2 separate regions of the Mus musculus genome follow, and region 2 is linked to region 1. A link is a loop called in an ENCODE intact Hi-C map of the cell type or tissue named here. Cell type or tissue: gastrocnemius. All regions are shown on one strand.

What was found. Peaks named below come from ENCODE experiments on the same cell type or tissue, not always from the same donor. Only the 100,000 strongest peaks of a DNase experiment are listed, where the experiment ranks them.
Region 2: it touches region 1 in a loop (20-fold over the local background); 5 of 42 quality-filtered maps call a loop at or near these places.

Annotation. Positions count from the first base shown.
Region 1 is chr8:26,866,162-26,868,661 of GRCm38, forward strand. No RefSeq gene overlaps it. Among named protein-coding and RNA genes, the nearest start is that of 2310008N11Rik, 43 kb to the left of the region's middle. In gastrocnemius, no CTCF peak of the experiment used is centred here; no DNase peak of the experiment used is centred here.
Region 2 is chr8:26,971,832-26,974,331 of GRCm38, forward strand. The region is part of intron 1 of Gm39150 (a long non-coding RNA gene); the gene reads right to left. Among named protein-coding and RNA genes, the nearest start is that of Gm39150, 2.8 kb to the right of the region's middle. In gastrocnemius, no CTCF peak of the experiment used is centred here; a DNase peak (open chromatin) is centred at 1,136; H3K27ac peaks cover 459 bases.

The DNA of each region.
Region 1 (2,500 bases):
GCACCAGTGGCCTACTGATTCTCTTGGCCTTTGTGAGGTGGTGGTGGTGGTGGTGTGTGTACACAAGTATTCATGTATGTCCAAGTCTATAGATGTGCTCTTAGGTATTATTCGGCAGGTGCTACCTACCTTTTTCCTTTCTATTTATTATTTTATTTTATTTTATTTTATTTTATTTTATTTTATTTTATTTTGGGACAGGGTTTCTCGCCTGTCCTGAAACTTACCAAGTAGGCCATGCTTAGAGCATCCCATGGACCCTCCTGTCTCTGCCTTCCCAGTACTGTGGCTACAGGTCCACAGCACCACATCTCCCTTTTGCTCTTCTACTGTTTGTTCTGGGGTCAAACTTGTGTCCTCTGACTTCACCTTACCAACTGAGTGACCTACCTCCTTACAAACACTATCTATTTATTCATTCATTCATCCATTCATTCATTTACTTATTGCTTTGCTAAGGTCTGATTGTCAAATTTATTGGTAAGATGTAATTATAAATAGTTTCACATTTGATAGGAAAGGGGCTAGATCGTGAGCCAAGAGACCCACCCAAGAGTAGATGGAGTTTCATGTGTCTGAGGAAAGCCTTCTAATACGACTGCCCAGAGAAAGTGGTATCCCCCTAATGGGTATGAGTTACTCCTCTTACCTCTGTAATCAAATACCTGACATGAAAAGGGGGCCAGGGAAGGATTTTGTTTGGCTTACGCTCCAGCGAGTCTTGTCCTTGACACCCGCAACCCATGTTTTTTGGGATTGCATCATGGCAGCAGGGATTTGTGATCCAGGAGCTTCGTGGTGGCCAAAGGGTAGACAAATAGGCACAAAGACAGAGGTTGGAGACTCCAAGGACACCCCAAGAGAACTACACCCCCCAGAGGCCCCCATTTCTTGCCCTTTACTGCTGTCCAATAATATCACGTTATGACTCCATCAACAGATAAACCCGTTCAACGTACCAGAACCCTCAGGATCCAGTGCTCTGAGGAGATGTCCATGCAGACACACCCAAGGATGTGCCTTGATTAGCTCTTAGGCACTTATTAATCCAATCAAGTTGACAGTCAACCTTAGCCATCACCACAAGGAAGGGCCCAGCACCATGGAGGCTGACCCAGGTGGCCACTGGCTTGTAATCATTCTAACAGGGGTCAGAATCTCCCACACACACACCTCCCACTGGGGACTTCAGCAGTATGCAGGTATTTGAGCTTCTGAATCTTCCCCCAGGTGTCACACTAAAGACATTGTCACCTTTTGAGAGCTAACAAAAGCTATCTGTATGGCTAGTTTTCCGAATGCAGAATTTGTTCTATCAGATGGGGAATAACTCTTTATGTGATCACCAATACGGAGCTCACCAAATCAGCCAGGCCCAGCAGTAGCTAAGTGATACCCGGAAATGAGAACAACATCCCCTGAACTCAGCTGTCTGGGTTACACTGTGACCTTCATTCATGCATTCACTTAGATTCACTTGGTATAAGAAGTTCAAGTACCACGGAGCTTTCCCAGGTCCACCCTGATCCCATGTATAACCCCAAACATAAGAGAGCCTGAGGCATAATGCTCAGACTCATTACATAGTAGCTACCTATACAGACAGACGGACACGCCATATCCTCACATGATTCTCAAATCAGTCACCAGCAGCAGCAGCCAGCTCCTGCCAAGTAAAGTAATGGGCCTTTGGGGGATGGAGATGGGACACAAGGAAGCAGTGCTTAGAGCACAAGGTGTGTTAATGGGTATCAGTTTCGCCAAGGCAGGTGTCCTCCCAGAGGCTTGACTCTGGCTAGCCAGCTCACATGCTGTACGTAACATTGGGCTCTATGTAACATTGCTTCCTGCTGGGGCTCAGCTCTGCCTCCTGTGCCAGTGAGAGGGCTCTGGAAGTCAGGTGGCAGCAGAGAAGAGAAGAGAAGAGAAGAGAAGAGAAGAGAAGAGAAGAGAAGAGAAGAGAAGAGAAGAGAAGAGAAGAGAAGAGAAGAGAAGAGAAAGCTTGTCTAGGGCAAGCCAAGTAAATGTTACCTACTGAGCAACAGGACACTACTGTGAGGCTCAGAGCCTCCCACCACTCTCAGCCCCCAGCCTGTACCCCTGCCCTCTCCAGTGAACAGGGGCCACAGTGGTCACAGGCTGAGCTGCAGGGCAGGGCTGGCTCTCCTGGAATCTGTGAAATGTCATATTCTCCCAGGGTGGTATTTCCCCCACTTTTCCCCCCGACTCCTTTGCAGAAACAGGGCCTGTACCTCCACACCTCTGTTACACATATTGGTTCTGACAGCTCAGATTAATATGTCAGATGCCGAGCTCCTTGCTGGCGACAGGCCTTTTGACCCTCTCAGCACAATCTGCTTCCCTGATTGAAAATCTCTGCGCCTCAAATTGATTCAGAGTTTCATAAACATCCCGCAGCCATGATCCAAGGAAGCCACAGATGAAAGGCCTCAGAGAGCTGAGTTTGCCCTTTTCTCCCTAATCCCTCAAGTCAGAGGGC
Region 2 (2,500 bases), 110 kb after region 1:
GGAGCAGATCCGCAACAGGAAGGAGTTAAGAAGAACTAACTCACTTCGCGCCCTGCCCCACTCCCACCAACGTTTTTGCTGGGTGACATGACTTTCAAACTCTCCCTCCAGCTCTTAGAGCCTATGCCTTCATCTGACACAAGAGATAATAAAACCTGCCCAGAATAACTCTGAACTTTGTTGTAAGCAGAGTAACACAAAAACTCACTTGGGTAGCAGAGATAAGACTCAGTAGGTAAAGGCCCTCGCAGTCCTGCCTAACCACCTGAGTTTGAGATTCAGGGCCCACATGATAGAAGGAGAAAGCCAACTCCTATATAAGGTGTTCTCTGACCTCCACCCACACACTCCTCAAGTGCATGTGTGCATGTGCATGTGCACGTGCGTGCACAAACACACAGGCTAAGGCTGGAGGATTGTTGAGTTCAAGGCCAGTCTGGATTATATAGCAAGATCCTGCCTCCCATAATTGCATGGTGGAGGGAGGGGATGGATCCTTTCACGTGACTATATGTGTATGTGTATGTGTATATGTACATGTCACTTTGTAAACTCCAGTGTCTACCTTAAATTTTTCATGACTATGTTGAAATGAGATATAAATAAGTAGCCCTGCATATGTAAAAACAGACTTACGGCTGGGGTTACAGCTCAGAGTCCTTGCCATGCATGAGTGATGCCCTAGGTTTGATTCCTAACACCAGAAGGAAAAGCTCAAAGAAAGAGGTAAAAGAGAAGGAAGAGGAGGTGGATCAGCCAAAAAAGAAGCCCGTCTAGAGAGGAGAGAAATGACAGGGCACTTACTGCACTGGGTCTTAGGTAACTGCTTACGCTTTCTGGGCTCCTCTGTCTTCCTCTGTGATTAGGGCAAGGGTTCTGCGACAGTGGATACAAAATGTTTAGAACTGTATCAGCTACTGCCCTGATAGCCAAGCACCACTGGAAAGTTAACACAGAGGGAAGAAAAACAGTGTATCCGAAGTCCCTTGGGAGGTAAGACAAAATGCCCTGAGACACCTGCGGTGACTGACCCCTGAGTCCCTTTCATCACAAGAGAAGTCTTCCTGTGAGCCTGGCTGGCCTGACTCTTGCCAGTTCCCTGCCACCAGTCCTCAGTGACCCTGTCATGCCCCAGGCAGTGTCTGAAGCCTGGGGTGGGGCAGCTGAGGAAACCTCCAGAGCCCAGTGCACTGTGCTAACTCAGGGCTTGTGGCCAAGGCAGTAATTGTCAGCTGCTGAAAGATATTAAACGCAGGGAAGGGAAACCAAGTTCTCTACAAGACAGACTTTACGAAGTTCTTACAGCTTGTTAAAAAAAAAAAAATGTAAATAGTTACCCGGTGAGATATTATTTCATGATGTTGCCACTAGGGTTTGAGTATTATGCATGCGGTGATCATTCAGGCAATTCCGCCCTAGCAAGGAGTGAAAAGTGCCCATTACCCTTCACAACAAATCTACCACCTCTTGCTCTCCACCTGACTCAGGCCTTTTTTTCCTGGGTGGCAAATTTTATGTAAATTGAAGTCTGTGAAAAAAAAACTATAAATATCCACAATTTTCTAAAGGCTTTTTTTTTTTTTTACAATAGCTTTTGAGGGACTTTTTTTTAAAGATACATTGGACTGGAGCCCGGAGGAAGGTCTGTTACCAGTTCCGTGGAATTCCCAGTCTAGGCTGAGATCTTTGGGATCCAGACATTGATGGGTGACGCAGTTACCACCTAAACTCTATTTAGCGACGACGTTCCCTAGAGGCAGAAAGAACACCAAATCCCAGGCCTCCTTTACCTGGGATCCTTTGTCTCAACACTCCACATGTGCTGTCTGCCTCTGGCCTCCCGGGACTGGGATGGCCACTCTCAGATTTTATGCATGGGGAAACTGAAGCATATTGGGGGAGGGGGAGACAATGTACCCAGGGTCACCTCAGCAGCAGCGTGCCTTAAAGGCCTGGTTGCCAGTGACCTGACTCCAGGAACTTCAGGTAAATAACAGACCCATTCCTCACTCATAGCTCTAGCTGGGCTGTTTACAGCATCCAATATTATTTAAAGCACTGCATAAAATCAAGCTCGCTTGTAGTTCCTACTAGGGAGATCTTGAGTCCTAAACCAGGCTGAGCTACATAGCAAGACCCTGCGTGCTAGACAGAAAAAGGACTAACAGGCAGCCCATTCTTCACTCCAGTGTCCTAGAAACAGCTTCAAGTAGCTCTAGCCCTGTCCTAGGTAAACCACTGCTTGTCATTTCCAGGGTAACCAGCGAAGGGCTGACAAATGAGGTCCTCTGCATCTGCCACACTTCTGTGAGGGAAGGACATGCGCTGTATGCCCCTGCACTGCAACCGGTTTTTTTTTTTTTTTAACAGGGTCTTTTTTTTTTCAACCACATTCCTAAGGCAATGCTCTGCCCACAGCTGGCCCTCAGTAAACACGGGTCCGGGTTGATTAATGAGTCATGTTCTCACCCAGGTGGCAAGCCATTCCTTTGAAAACTGA